Regions from separate parts of the Homo sapiens genome. Here region 2 is linked to region 1. Evidence: chromatin loops called from intact Hi-C (ENCODE). Cell type or tissue: MCF 10A. All regions are shown on one strand. Links, peaks and the distances in the headings refer to the core of each region. The heading gives the core; the rest is flanking DNA. Region 1 has its middle 54 kb from the start of TMX3. Region 2 has its middle 22 kb from the start of MIR5011.

Region 1 (8,350 bases), core at 204-8,203:
ATTTTAAAAAGGCTTTTGCTACTAATAATAAATTAATAAATTTTGCTGAAAAGCCATGAGCCTAGACTGAAAGGTTTATCCCTTTTATTCAACTTGGAAAACAACAGTTGTTTATGTAGACAGCTTACAATTTTTTCAGGAAAGTATTTATTAATACATAATATCTGAGTACTGTTGCTTAGAATATATCAGAGTATCACTAATTCTTACACAATCCGGATCAACAGGTCTTTGAAGCATATACTGACTTTTCTTGAGGTGTTAATTTCATCCTCCATCCTGGCCACACAAGACACTGTATAAACTTAGGTTTGATGCTTAATGTACAGAATTACACTATGAATGAATTAAATCAATTTATCTATCTATTGCAAATCTAATGACATTTTTTTCTTTGTAGAGACAGGGTTTTGCTATGTTGCCTAGGCTGGTCGCAAACTCTTGGCCTCAAGCAAATATGCCCTTGGTCTCCCAGTGTGCTGGGATTATAGGCATAAACCACCACTCTCAGTCTGATAACATTTTTAAGAGTTGAAATTGTGTTGCCTCAGCTCAAAGCTCAATAAGAGTTTGAATGAAAGAATCACTGAGTAAATCAATGAATGGATAGATAGATAAGATAGAATTTTCAAAAAATAAACAAAAGAACGTCACAAATACCCAAATAATTCTGCCCTTAAAAAACATTCAAATAGAGGCTGCTGTGTTCATCAGCAGTTACTTATGAATGACTATACACACATACAAATTAAAAAATCATATTTTTCATATATTAATTATGACAAAGTAAACATTTCCGCTATGTTTCCATGAAAATTAAAAAAAAAAACACGAAAATGTTATATGTCCAGAGACAGCTAAATTAAAAAGTATAATGTATCTTTGAAGCAGTAACACTAGATGTGTACCCTCTCAATCTCCCCATCCCCCCACCGCACCGACACACATTTACTACGAGACTTTGAATTTACACAGTGGGTGGGAGCAGGTTGAACATCTCTGTAAGGCTATGGTCTTTGCATCTGTTGCCTGAGCTTTGCATCTGCTGCCTGAGCTTGAAACCCATCTCAGTTCTTGTTGCCACTGATCTTGGTGCTTTGAGAGCCCTTCCAAAGGCTTCCTGATGGTGCTAAACCCAAAATCTGACTGAGAAGCAGCAAGAGGACCTAGATAAAGGTGGAGCATCTTCAGGCCCAGCCATGCCTCCCAGTGAGGAGATGTCGAGGTCAGCCGTGTGTGTGAGCTGCAAATGTCTGCATCTTGAATTCTGCCCTCACTCTCACATGAGATCCCTTTGTGGTTCATCTTCAGAGGAATAACGCAGGGCAGGAATTTGAAGGTATTCTGCATAGCCAAGCTGACACATTAGAAAGCCGCAAGAGGCTACCTGCGGCCACCAGCAGCCATACACCTGGTGCTATAATCCTGAACCACACTTGATCACCAAATAAAGATGGTATCTAAGGCAAGCTTCTGTTTAACATAATGCTATGTTAAGTTCTGCTAACACAGCTTACGGTAGATACTAAGGGGATAAGAGAGGTTAAAAAAACAAAAATATTTATACTATGCATAACACGTGTGTATGTGCATATATAAATATATATTCATTTCAAAACTAAAGTAGAAATACTCATGACTATTACAATCCTTGTTTCTACTACTGGTCATATGATCGTAACTGTATTTATAACCACCTCCTTCCACTTCCCATGTCATATTCTCTTTGCCCTCAGCAATTCCCAGCTGGTCATTGTTCCTTGCCTAATGAGGTGATGTAAATTTTCTTTTTGGAAAGGTTCTGTTTGAATCAGGTTGTTATAATTTTCCATTGACCTTAATCACAGAAAATCTGAGAGCTGAGGGGCAACTCAGAGGGCATGCTGTATTCTAGACAACCTCTCCTCACCCCTGATATATAGAAGCCACTTGATTTCTCCTTGGTAATCTGGATTAAATGCCCCGGCAGGTGCAGCAACCCCTTCTTTGCTTGTTGATTTAGTGGCGTGAGGAACTCAAAGTGGCCAGGTGGTGCCTGATAGAAGGGTTTCTCCCTTTGGAATAAGATATCTAGACCAGCAGAGCCTAAAGGGGCAGAGACTAGAAGGAAGAATTTTGTTTGTGGGTTACTAGGAATAATAATGAAAGGAGGTTCCTCTCATTTCACCCCTCGATTCTCAGACCCATGAATCCTTATTATGGGAGAAATAGTGCTTTATATTAGATCCCGATACATATTTTGTCCAAGCCCTGCAGACAGTTACCATCTGGGTAGATAGGGCCCAGCCTAGGCTGGGACTGTACTGGAGTCTTCCAAATGCCATTCTACTCTTCAATCAAGCTAGCTGCTTCAGGAGGATGGGGAAGACTAATGGTGAGACGAATGAATTGCATGCTGTTAAAGTGAAATGAATTCCACAGGCAGAAATGACCACATTTTTTCTTCCCAAGACGACTCATCATAGAGACCTCCTCATGAGGCCGTACTGAAAGGGAGAAGGTAATGTATCAGAAGTACAGGTCAGAGGCATCTAGGGTACTTTCTCATGCAATTTACTAGTTCCCTGAAGACCTAATCAAGCCAAATCCCATACATATTACTTCATTTAACAATGGAAGGCTGCTGCTGTACATGTCCAAATTTATGGCTCATTGGATCAGCCAACACCTTGTCATGATGAAAAACTCAGCTCACATGGCAAGTTAGTGGTCCAAGTTCAAGCAGTCAGCTGCTAAGGCCAACAGCTGTTTCTCCAAAGGTAAATAAATAGACACCTACAGAAGACAATATGGTCTTGCTCCAGAATCTTGAGTGTTTGCACTGTGATTCTCTTATCAACTTGCCCAAAGCACCAACCAGCATCTCAGTCTGCCACCTAGATAAACACATCACATGTGCTGGGTCTCACTGTCCATGTAGAGCCCGCACTACTGTAGAGCCTTTCCTTGTTCTGGACCCCACTCAAAACTGGCAAGTGTTTAGGTCACTTAGCAAATGAGTTGAAGTCATGGGCCCAGATGAGGTACATGTTGTCTCCAGCATCTGATGAAATTTATTAGACATTGATACATCTTTCTTAGTGATTGGGAACAGATTCCACAACCTGACCTTCACCTTAGAAGTAGTATCTTGATATGTCCCAGACTATTGGACCATCAGTGACTTCACCAAAATGAAAGACCTCTAAATTTTTGGAGGACTTATTTTCATTTTCTGTCCTCTGACATGCAGTGTCTCACCAATGTGTCTAGGGTAGTTGCAACTTCCTGCTCAGCAGGTTTAGTCTGTGTTATGGGCCGAATTATGACCACCACCCCCCCCCCCGCAACCATCAAATTCGTGTGTTGGAGTCCTAATTCCCAGTACTTCAGAACATGACTATATTTGGAGATAGAACCTTGAAAGAAGTAATTAAGTTAAAATGAAGTCATTAGCATAGGCCCTAATCCAATGTGACTAGTGTCCTGCTGGAAGAAGAAATTTGTTCCAGAGGGAATACCATTTTGAAGACACTGGAAGAAAGTAGTATCTAGAAGCCATGGAGAGAGATCGCAGAAGAAACCAACCCTGCCAACACACACCTTGATCTTGGAATTCTAACCTCCAGAATTGTGAGAAAACAAAATGTCTGTTGTTTCAGCCAGTCTGTGCTACTCTGTTATGGCACCCCTAGCAAACTGATACGATCAGCTTAATATCAGTGCAATACACCACTGTGACACTCAGAGAAGGAAGAAAAAAACCATAAAATTTCCCCTGGGCTAGATTCTGGTATGGGACTGAAGAATTGATAAATCCCTGAAGGACAGTGAGAGACAGTATGGGACTGAAGAATTGATAAATCACTGAAGGACAGTGAAGAATAGTATGGGACTGAAGAACTGATAAATCTCTGAAGAACACTGAAGTTCCCTTGGGCTAGATTCTGGTATGGGACTGAAGAATTGATAAATCCCTGAAGGACAGTGAGGGACAGTATGGGACTGAAGAATTGATAAATCACTGAAGGACAGTGAAGAATAGTATGGGACTGAAGAATTGATAAATCCCTAAAGGACAATGAGGGACAGTATGGGACTGAAGAACCGATAAATCACTGAAGGACGGTGAAGTTCCCTAGGGCTTGATTCTGGTATGGAACTGAGAACTGATATATCCCCGAAGGACATATTGCCAACTTTTTCAGCTTAAAGCAAATACTTGCTTATGATCTTCACTAAGAAGTATAAAGCAGAAATCTTAGGTTTTTAATAGTCATATTATTAATTTTATACTGAATGCATCCATAAGGTCTCTGGACTAGAGTGGATTAATCATTATTTACTTTCCAGGAAACAATTTCATGGTTGCCCTGTGCCCAAATTCCTATCCCTGGGGCAGCGTGATGGAAGCCTGAAGCCATCCTGTGCATAAGGTATTTGTATTTCAGGCGAAAATCCTGGGAAGAGTCCAGGTGCTTCTGTGCATGCTGTCCAGCTTTCTTCCTCAAAGAAGGGAGAGAACTTTTGCTTCTTCAGGAGGACCCTGAGTCTTATCTCCAACCCTTTAGGATATAAATCCATCTCACCAGGGGCAAGATAACACCACTGTCTCCAGCTCTGCAACCCCGCGTCTCCCAGCCCAGGTCTCCACACCCTTCTGAAATGAAGACAAATACCTCCAGGGGGTAAAGTTTTCTGGAGTTTTACATAGGCAGTCAAAAATTATTTTCCGAGGCTTGTATTTAGTCCTGGTCCCATTTCAGCAAAATTTGTTCAGCTACAAAAATATTTTCTCTAAAGCACCACAAGGGGTCAGCAAACTTGTTTCTATAAAGAGACAGGCAATTAAATAATTTAGTCTTTGGGTCCCACAGATTCTGTCATACAGTCTTTGTTTGTTTGTTTGTTTGTTTTAACTCTTTAAAAATGTAAAAACCTTTCTTAGCTTAAGAGCTCTTCAAAAATAGGATACAGGCTGGATTCAGCTTGCAAGTTTTCCTGGTATAGAGGGAAAAAGTACTCACCAGGTCCATAGTCACATGCCAGATACAAGGGGATGTGTGAATTTCCTCTAGCAAAGCCACATTTGGAACAACAGCTGCAACTGGAGTCCCCATCTGATTAAATTTTCAATAATCGGCTTTCATTCTCCAATATCCATTTGCTATCTACACAGACAAAATAGATGAATAGAATGGAATCCCCACCCCTGCATCTCTCGAGTCCTTGATGGTGGCAACAATCTCTGCACTCCAGGAATGTGTACTACCTTGGGTTTACTATTGTCAAAGGCAGGGGCCGTTCCAGTGGCTTCCGTTTTGCTCTCTTTTCACTCCATGGTCAGGTACACACGGGAATTCTGCAAGTTATTTGCAGATGCTGTAACCATTCTGGTGCTAGGAAAATAATCAGAAGGTGGCCCACTGTGAGGCAGACTCCAGCTAACACTCCATCAGTTATCTGACAGCCACAATTTCCTACTCTGACCGGTGACCACAGGAAGTATTGTCAGTTTAGAACCATGAAATAAATCCTATAATTCCTCAAGATCTGATCATTTTTTCTTACCCAAAGCTGTCATTATGTTAAATAGATTGAGTCCTTGGGTGGGATCATAAAGAGGATGATTTGCAGGTGTAAATTATTTTTGTTTTGCTATGCAGCAGTGTCTTTTTTTCAATGGGATGGCTTCAGGCTTTCTTCACCCTGCCTCAGGGGTAAGAATTTGGGCACAGGGCAGCCATTTCAGCGGCTTTGAGTGTATGAAATGTAAATTAATTGAGGGACATGACTCTCATTTTGGTTATTCAATTCAGACTTCAGTTCAACAGACTACAGCTTTTCCGCTTAATCAGGCCAAGTAAAATTTCACTGGACTGTCCATCAGTTTCAGTTCTAGTTTGACTATCAGACGTTATACAATTGGCCATTCCAGTAACTCACCTTGTCTTCAGTGACTAAGTGCCCTCACTTGGCTCTGTTGGAGCTCAGGAAATATTAATAATCCCCTTAAATATGCCGCTTTGGACTTCAAAATGAGAGCTCCTAGGGAACAGCAAATGCAGGGATGGGCTTTCCCTGAAGTATTCCCATCTACTAAAGGCCAGATCCTCCAGAACATAGTCAATTGTTGTGAATCCCTTCCCCAGATGTCTTATCAACAGGGTGAGACTGAGGCATATCACAGAAAGAAGACTACAGTTGACACCACACCTAGAGTCCAGATGACTTTGTACCAGATGGTTGTCTGTTTTCCAGGCCCACTCATCTGCTCTAAAAGTTATTTTCTCCCCCTCTAACATGTCTTCATCCTCTACTCCTTCTCCCGATGAAGAAGGGCACATAGCCTTCCAAATTCCATTGTTATGGAGTCCTCAGCTTCCTGTGATGCCCCCGTGCACATAATAAATGTGTTTGCCTTTTTCCTGTTAATTGGTCTATTGTCAGTTTTTCTGTCAGACTCAAATATTAAAACTCCAGAGGGGAAAGAAAGGATTCTTTTGTTCCAACAGCTCCCAACAGCTTCCGCCATCCTGGAATCCCATTCCTTCTCTTGGGTAGAGAGCCCACTTCAGTGTAGCAGTTTCCTTGTGATTTCCGACTTACAGAAGAGAGAACTCTTCAAAAATGCTGGAGCTTCCCCCTTGAGTTGATTTCTCACAGCTGTGAGGAAAGATATGTCTTCTAGGTCTTTCCAGAGCAGGTCATACTTGATAAATCCACACTAACATTCCAATATCCCTAGACCTTTATTTAGACAGCTGTATTTAAAGACAGCTTTATTCATATACCATAAAATTTAACCTTTTAAATTGCACAGTGTTGTTGTTTTATTTATATACATTCCCATACTTATGTAACTGTAACCACTACCTAATTTTAGGATATTTCATCACATCAAAAGGAACCCTGTTCCCATTAGCAGTCACTCCCTTTTCTTTATATTCCTCATCCCTCACCAACCAGCCCTAGGCAAACTTTAACCTATTCTGTATGAAGGTTCCAATTTATTCAAATCCTTGCCAAAACTTATTGTTTGTCTCTTTTATTTTAATCATCTTAAAGGGTATAACATGTCGTCTGTAGTTTTGATATGCATTTCCTTAGTGACTAATAATTTGAGTATCTTCTTATGTGCATGTTGGCCACTTGTCTGTCTTCTTTAGATAAGTTTCTATTCAGATCCCTTGCCCATTAAAAAACTGGATTATCCTTCACTTATTAGGTTTTAGGATTTATTTATATTTTGATACAAACCCTTGGGTTTCAGTCAATATGAATGGGCAAAATAATGCCATTCTTTCAGTTGGCCTTATACCTCCTCACTGGTCACACGTAAATTTTCATAAATTGGGGCCTGTTGGCAACTACCTCCAGGAAGGAGGTAACTACAGGTGTTTTTGGCCAAAGAGGACAAACTTCTGCACAGAGTTGAGAAAGCTGCTTCTACCAACAAAGGGTGCTCGGTGGGATTCGGTGTTCGAGGTGCCCAGTTTAATCAGAATCTCTCCACATGTTCTCACGCCAGTTTTCAGGATTTCATTCACTCTCAGTTCAGTAACCCAACTTCAGCAAAAGAGGATCTCATTTTCTTTTCCCAAGTTCTCCACTTCTAGCAGCAATAAATCCATCCAATTTTACCTATTATTTTCACCAAAATATCCTAAGACAGCAAATGCTTGGTCACCTGGAACCTTTACTCTTACAGACGCTGGTGTGATTGTCTAAACGGTTCTGACACTGCATGCATGGGTTACTAATGCTCCATTGCACTGGAAACTCGATCATTTGTGCTTTTAAATCTAATTAAATCAGAGAACCGGTTCCAGAAATCCCAGAACCAATGCGTAGAACATATCCTTAATATTCTCTTTCTCTGGAACCACTCTCAATAGCAAATTCTGTTTCAGCAGGGTTCAATCAGAGAGGTAAAAACACCAGAAGATACATATCTAAATGCATATATACAAACACACGCTAATATTGTTTGGCTCTGTGTCCCCATCCAAATCTCACCTCGAATTGTTATCCCCATAATCCCCATGTGTCAAGGCGAGGACCAGGTGGAGGTAATTGAACCATGGGGCCAGTTTTCTCTATGCTATTCTCGTGAGAGTCAGTCTCACAAGATCTGACGGTTTTAAAAGCGTCTAGCCCTGCTTGCACTTACTCTGTCCTGCCGCCCTGTAAAGAGGGTGCCTGCTTCTCTTTCACCTTCGTCGTGATTGTATGTTTCCTGAGGCCTCCCCACCCATGCAGAACTGTGAGTCAAACCTCTTTCCTTTATAAATTACCCAGTCTTGGATATCACTTCATAGCAGTGTGAGAGCAGACTAACACACACACACACAGATTTGTTATAAGGATT
Region 2 (8,350 bases), core at 148-8,147, 1.6 Mb after region 1:
GGTTTTATAACTGCAAGTGTGCGTGGCAAGTAGGAAACAAAAGCCGTTTTAAATACTGGTCAGTTATATTCTTCACTAAAATATAATTAATTTGATGTAGATCTTTCTCTTACTCTTCTCAGGGTTTTTTGTCTTCTGTTTTAATGATTACCTTTAGATACTTTAACATATCATGTCTATGGTGCTTCCAGAGGTGTCATTTCAAGTCCAGATTTGTGGGATACAATGATGCTTGACTGCATTTACTTATAATGAGCATCCAGAAATAGATTCCTATTCCAGTTCTATAGACGTTGCCAGGCAATTAGAAGAAAAGATAAAAAACCTGTTAGAATTAGTGTATCTATAACTTGGCTAAGACATTCCTACACACCTTTTATGAAATTAATGCTATTCTTATTTCTACCCTCTTCATGTTAGAAGGTTTTGGGTATGTCAAGTTACAACGCAGAAAGTTCAGTGAGTTTAATTAGTAACTATAAGTCTGTCTTATAATACTTAAAATCATCAAAATTTAATTCACTAATTTAATAAACAAAGACACCAGCCGACAACATTCGGTTTGAAAAGGTTTCTTTCCTAGAAGTTTTATGTGTATTATAGCAGTTTGAGGAAAATATACTGGTAAGATAATATTTCAAATGCAAGCCTAATTTATTTTATATTTTTTGAAGTCTTAATTGGTTTTGCCAGTACTCTGAAGATTCACGGCAGTCTTACGTATATTTAATAGCAAGTACATATTGAGTTATTATTAAGGATAGCATATATTATATATAAGGAATATCAAGCTATCTTAATGATTGATAGTTATTCTTGAAACATAGGCAAGGGTGAAAGGATACTATACACAGTAAATTGTGCATACATATAATTTTAACCCTATACATATATAAAAGAGAGAATACAACTGAACATAGTTTTCATTCTCAAGTGTTTCCAAGTAGGAATTTGTGTTTAATTTTTTTCAATGTTTCAAGAATTTAAAATCTATTATAATCAACAGTGGTGTTTTTATGAGGATGAACAGATACTCAGTTTTGCAAAGGTTCACCCATAAATCTATTTCAGGCCCACCATATCAAAGTTTGGATTGAACACAGTATCTTATCAAGGGTAAAACTGCTTTCTTAGCATACGTACAGCTATAGTTCCAGTTGGAGTAGCCTGATGGTTTTTATTCTCCACAGTTTATTCATCCTGAATATAATGCTGTAATTATGGGGTCTTTTGATATGTTACATATGAAAAGGAATATTAAAAAATGGCCTCTGGAACCAAACTGTGAAAATTTTGACTTTGGACATTTAACTTCCCTGGTCTCAGCTTCTTCACGTTACAAATGAAATAATGCTCAAACCTATTTTGTAGTATTGGTGTGAGTTCTAAATGAGATATGGTGGATAAAGCTCTTTGACCTCTACCTCACACACATAGATCTCTCATTAATATTACATAGATTCAATAATATATTTAGATAGGATTTCAATTTAAGCTATTCCAGAGGCAGTTTTCATTCGTCTTGTGTAAAGTTAATATGGAATTAATGGACCAATCACTTAAGATTTTATATATAATTCACACACTATATGATCTATCAGAACACATACATCAAAAGAGCTTTTTAGGCCATATTATTTTTAAGGTTTTTTTTGAAAGTATTTTGTAGAAAATGCTATAGAAATGTCGGAAAATTTTTGTGAAAGCGACAATTGCCTTCTGTATTCATAACATCCTTATTTCTACTCATATAACTCCAATAAAAGTTCAAACCCAACTTAATTTCTTATCACATATGGAATTGTGAAATATTTGATATATTTCTCACTATATATTTCTATATATCAAAAATATATTTGATATATTTACATATATGCAGATACATACAATATGACTCTATTCTTATATGCATTTTCTTATATATGATAAATTTTCCATATATAAATTTTCATATATATTTATATATATATAAATTTTCCTATACATATATTTTATATATATATAAATAAAAATTTCTGTCTGGGTGTGGTGGCTCAAGCCTGTAATTCTAGCACATTGGGAGGCTGAGATGGGTGGATCACCTGAGGTCAGGAGTTCAAGACCATCCTGGCAAATATGATGAAACCCCATCTCTACTAAAACTACAAAAATTAGCCAGGTGTGGCCAGCACCTGTAATCTCAGGTACTCGGGAGGCTGAGGCAGGAGAACCACTTGAACCCAGGAGGCAGAGGTGGCAGTGAGCCAAGATCGTGTCACTGAACTTCAGCCTGGACAACAGAGTGAGACTCTGTCTCAAAAAAACCAAAAAAGGAAAATTTCTTTTATATATATTTTCTTTATATATATAAGAAAATAGAGTCTCATATATATGAAAATAGAGTCAATAAGCAGCACCTAATTCATCTCTCCACCAACATACATATATATACATAAATGTACACACACATATGTACACATACACACACAGAGAAATATATAAATATATATTTGATATCTATGTGTCTATATTTATATATGTATACATATATAATACATAATATGTATACACATGTATATATGTATACATATATAATACATAATATATGTGTATATAAATATATACACACATATATCAAATATTTATTTATTAGAATATTTATTATATATTTCTGTGTGTCTATGTATATATGTGTGTGTATGTATATATGTTTATGGCTAAAACTTTAGAAAAACTGAATATCTGTTCATCCTTCTTTTTCTGGAAATTTTGCTTTCTTATCACAAAGATGACTCTCTTATTTATTTATTATCTTTCTCCCTAACATCTCATGCTGACTACCAATTTGCAGTTGATAACTGTGCCTTATTCTTGACTAAGAAAATAAAGTCAATTGATGAGACCTAATTCAACTTTCCACCGACAAATCTACCATCTGCGTATATTTGAGCCCAGACATTCTGCCTTATCTTCTGTTACAATTAAAGGACTTCTGCTCTCATGTTTATTCCTTCCTCTGATTATGGATCCCGTAATCTTTCAGCTTGTCAGCTGGAATATAATTTCAGAAATTATAATCAGTCTTTCCATATTATTAATTTCACATTCACAAGTAATTCTTTGGAAATGCTGCTCAAAACATATTTGAATTCTTTTATAAACCCTCTTAAAATTTTTATTTGACAAGAGGGTTGTGTTCCATTGCCACATACAATCACATGTCAGTATCTGTCATGCAATTACCTTCGCTGAATGGTATGACAGGGAGAACCCCTGCGCCACCTTCTGGCAAGAGCTTTAAGAGCCATGACATGATTCCCCCAGTGCTGCATTTCTCTAACTTGAGAAGTGCGATGAAGAAGAAGGGATGCTATTTCAACCAGGGATATACGCAACTAGGAACAGACAACCAGAACTAAATTACCTACATTCACACTAAAGAACAAATAAGCTAATGAGATTAATTAACTGTGGACAGTGTTAAATCTGGAGCCCATGTTCTTAACTTTTGTTCTGAAATATATTCACTACTTTCCTAAACGAAAGAGACTTAACTTAACACATTCAGAAATGACATATTGAGATCACTTAAAAAATTGTTTTTCTTGCTGATGATCTCTATTTTTTTCTGATCTCTATATTCCGATCTCTATTTTCTTACTGATAATCTCTGTTCTACTAGTTCTTTTGTGATACTAACCAGACCAACGGCTTCTTCATCTTCTGCCATTGAAATCACCTTATGAAAATATCCCCTATTCTGACACTGTCCATAACAGCTTAAAATCTCAATACTGAGAGATGAAAATCTTAGAATATTGCTTGAAAATGTATCCTAAACTTGCATGTAATAATACAGTTTTCAATCTCTGATTCTTTCTGGAGATCAGTGAATAAAAATATGATGCCTTCCTTTCTTCCTCTCCCCTTTCCTCCCTGTTTTCCTTATTTTCTTCTTTGCTTCCTTCCTTACCTTAACACTTACTGTCTACCAAGTGATCTGCTCTGAGACATATGCTACCATACAAAGATAGAGAAGACACAGTTCTTCCTTCTTGTGACTTTTAGGTAAATAGAGTTAAACAGAACTGAAACCAATAAAGTATTACAGGTATCATTATAGACTCACATACAGGATAGGATATTAAAGAGTGTATAGTCACTTATATTAGAGGAAATAAAAAAAATTAGTGGAGTCATGCTTTTAGAGCTGACAGACCACAGAGGCAAAGAGTTGTCTAAGGGTTAAGAAAGAGTGGTAGGCGGGGCATAGTTGCAGGCAACTGTAATACCAGTTACTGGTAAGGTTGAGGTGGAAGGATCACTTGATCCCAAGGGTTCGAAACCAGCTTGTGCAAAATAGCAAAAACTTGTTGCAATAAAAATAAAATAATATAAAAGCTTTAAATAAAAAAGGAAAAAGTCATAGCATAAGCAAAGGCAAGGAAGCAAGTTAGAATGTTTTGGGTGCCACAAGCATTTTAACATAGCTCGAGTTCAACGGATGTGAAAGGAGTGGTGAGTAGGGGAAAATTTGTTTCAAACCTGGGGCATAGATTTATTTTTTTCTAAGTGATAAATAGATTAAAAATCCACACTAAATATTCCATTATCTCTATATAGAAGTATTTTAATTATGCCACAAATCTACATAAAACATGCCACTGCCTTTAGAAGCAGCCTTCACTGATGCATCATAGTGGCTAGAAGACAAAGGTTTTATGGTGCTGACATTGTCAACTTAAGTCTATAACATGAGAGTAAAAGTTTTAATTGCATCTAAGATTGAGTTAAATCATTGCAGTAGAAAAATAAATACTACAGGACACTTGGGAGATTTTAGGAATGAAAATATCATGTAGGAATAAAGCTACTGAAAAATTGTTTTTGGATGTATCAGGATGGACACATGACCTCACATCAGAAAGGAAGTCCACCTATTCTTGAATAACTTTTTAATTAACTGTTATACATATTAATTAGAGCAAAAATGAAATGGACAAACTGTATCATAAGGAGAAACCAAAATCAGTTTTTAAAATTATGCAAAATATCCAGATAAAATACAATTAGCTAGAGGATTTGGTTTTTACTTTGACAATAGAAGTGTATAGTTGCAAATTAAGTTTATCATCATTTTTATGTCAGCATTTTTTTTCTGAATTTCTCACTAGGAGTGTTGATGAATAAAAAATTACAAATAGAAGTGCTCCGTTTCAGAAATACATCAATTGTTAGTGCTCTACAGAAAACTATACTATAAAGTAATGAGAGCGTCCATGTTTTGAGAAAATTTTTTTCAACCAATAATAACTTTATCCTGCCTCAGTTGTCTTTTTTTTTTCTTCTGGCCTAATTTCCTTTTAAACAAACAATGTAGAAACACACTGAAACATGCAAGAAGGTGTTTTTTAACAAGCAAGTTTGACATCTATTGGTGTACAATATAATGGCCTTTCTCCTGTTTGTACTCAAGGTTTTTCTGCAATGTTGAACATTTATGTCTCTATATTTACTTATTCGCTCATTTAATACTTACTTATCAAATACTTAGAGTGTGCTAAAACTGTTCTGGGATGTAGGTTATTAAGGTGAATCAAGTCTATATGGCTTCTGCCCTCATACACTTTACCTTATTTATATCACACCTTAGCTTCACAAGACTCATTGGAATGAATGAGTTCAACTCCCATTTTTCTAGACGAAGGAACTGTGTCTCTAATTACAAAGGTGTAAACCAGCCCAAGTTCAAAAAGCTGACAATATTTCTCTCCTAGATTCCTTTTCTATCTCATTAATACCAAGCTTTTCTAAAGGCACCCGTTTCTAAATTTTAATGTATTTTCTGACTGTATCTTTCATCTTTATTGTTCATAGTAGCTTGGTGTTTAATATATCTCTTAATTCTTATATATAAGTTTTTTTAAAATTGATTCATTTTTATGCCCATTGTGATCATCATGGTCCATATTTTTATGGTTGCATGGTTGAAATAATACAACAGCTTCCTTCTGTAATTCCCTAAATGATCTTCTAGTCCATTTAACACGCAGCCCCGTATGATAAATTCGGCTGTTTAGCGCCTGACCCACCTGCCAACAATCAGTAAGAACAAAAGCACCCACTTAAGCCTCCCAAAGTGCTGGGATTACAGGCGTGAGCCACCACATCTGGCCCAGGCTATTGCCTATGGCTCCCTTGTTTCTGTTTATGGGTAAATCTTAAAATAGTTTCCTCTTTCTGTTTTATATTTGATTTCTCCACCTGTTACTATTTCCCTTAGCTTCTGACCTTATTCCTATCTGTAATAACATATTCTTAGTTCTGTTGTCATTTATTGCTCTTTATTTCATTTCTTGATTCAAATAAATATGAACATTTATTTCTGGTTTTTGAGTGTAGCTTCAACTCATTTGCCTGATGATAAACTGCATCCCAGTCCTGCGCTGGCATTCAGGGGGTGCTATCACTACGTGTTTCCCCAGGCTCCATAATCAACTTTTCTTCCAATAAATTTAGCCTATTACATCCTTAAACATCCCTGTACTTCTCGTTTGAATATCTCCCAGGATCGTCAAGCTTAATGTGTAAAACAAAATTATCTGCATTGCTCTTCAAACCTTGTATCTCTAAGTTTGCCCTATCTCAGTATGTGACAGTCTATGCACACTCATTTGCACAAAGTAAATTCAGAAACTGTTCTTGACTGCTCCCTTTACCCCAGTCTAAAACTGAATTAAATGTAAGTCCTGTCCCAACTTATTTCCCAATATCTCTAAGCTGTCCACTTTTCTTCTTCCCTATTGCTGCTACACTCACCTGGATCAAAATTACTTCTGCTGTGGACAGATTTTCCAGGCTCCTAACAGATCAACCTATCTCACTCCATTGAAAGAAGACAACCAACAGACTTACATGTATAACAATTGCTATATTGTCATCTGATTAATTATGGCACATATTTTATATAAGATGTTTCTCAAAGATTGTTAATTATTATTTTAATCAATCAATGTTTCTAATGTTATCTTTGAAAATACATAAACCTGACTATGGCATCACTTTACATATGATATGCTCCTTATATTTCAGGTATTAAGGCTTTCAATGGTTTCTCACTAAAGCAAAACTCCTTAATATGATCAACAAATCGCTACATATTTTGAGCCATCTACCTGTCTGCATGTTTTGCAGTTTGCTTTGGCACATGATGCCCCAGTACTAATACCTTTCCAGTACCTTGTGTGAAGCAACAGACCACACTCTCTTTTAAACCACACTTGGTATCCAAGTGTAATTCTCTTTCTAGTCTATCTGATTTTTATTATACTCATGTAGAACATTATGACCCTTAATTATCATCTCACCCTTTACATACCTCCTTAAACGTCATTTCACAAAGAGGTCTTTCCTGAACTGTACATTGGGTGAATTCCTCCCATTCCCATTCCAGGTGATTGCCTATTTATTTATGCATGTATATATTTATATTTTATTTATTTTTGAGACAAAGTCTCACTCTGTCGCCCAGGCTGGAGTGCAGTGGGGCAATCTCGGCTCAGTGCAACCTCCACCTCCCAGGTTCAAGTGATTTTCCTGCCTCGGCCTCCCTAGTAGCTGGGATTACAGGCGCACACCACCACCCTTGGTTAATTTTTGTATTTTTAGTAGAGATGGGGTTTCATGATGTTGGCCAGGCTGGTCTCAAACCTCTGACCTCAGGTGCTCCACCCACTTAAGCCTCCCAAAGTGCTGGGATTACAGGCGTGAGCCACCACGTCTGGCCCAGGTTATTGCCTATTTAATTAGCTACTTTCTCTACTAGATCCTATGCTCCTTTAGGAAAATAACATTCTCCATTTTTATGTTTTTGGTCCTTTTTATTCCAGATTCTTAGCATCTAGCAGAGTACTTAATGCATGAAAGGATCTCTGTATCTATTTTTGTAAACAACTAGTAATTACCAGTGATCACAGGGCTGGATTTCGTGCTGGCTTTTGTTACTAGGTTGGTCTGTCATTCTAGGTAAACGCTATATGCATGTTGATAGTCTATTCAATACCCTTGTTCTGAATGTATTGATCATATTTCTTCAGTGACTTTCAACTCTTATCCATATTACCCAAATTCTTCCATGATAATTCTCCAAATCTTACTCATTTGAAATGTTCCTCTTTGTGTAATTAATCTGAATTGTGTTCACAGTTCTGGTTCACTCAGTGAGTTACTTCTATGCATGTTCCTGGCCTCAACCAGACTCTGAGGTTCTAATTTTCTCTTTACCACATATCACACAGGCTGCGCAAACTTCTGTTTCTATTTAACACTGTGATCACCCTCTACTCTCTCAGACTAGAGACTCCATAGCCTG

What was found. Hi-C counts contacts between places; a loop is a spot of excess contacts. Peaks named below come from ENCODE experiments on the same cell type or tissue, not always from the same donor. Only the 100,000 strongest peaks of a DNase experiment are listed, where the experiment ranks them.
Region 2: a loop joins it to region 1, with 5 times the contacts of the local background. A loop is called at or near these places in 3 of 110 quality-filtered maps.

Annotation. Positions count from the first base shown.
Region 1 is chr18:68,657,010-68,665,359 of GRCh38, reverse strand. No RefSeq gene overlaps it. Among named protein-coding and RNA genes, the nearest start is that of TMX3, 54 kb to the left of the region's middle. In MCF 10A, for the core only: a CTCF peak has its summit at 4,777 (motif pointing right); a DNase peak (open chromatin) is centred at 4,789.
Region 2 is chr18:67,099,789-67,108,138 of GRCh38, reverse strand. No RefSeq gene overlaps it. Among named protein-coding and RNA genes, the nearest start is that of MIR5011, 22 kb to the right of the region's middle. RefSeq lists a silencer at 3,182-3,231. In MCF 10A, for the core only: a CTCF peak has its summit at 3,271 (motif pointing left); a DNase peak (open chromatin) is centred at 3,248.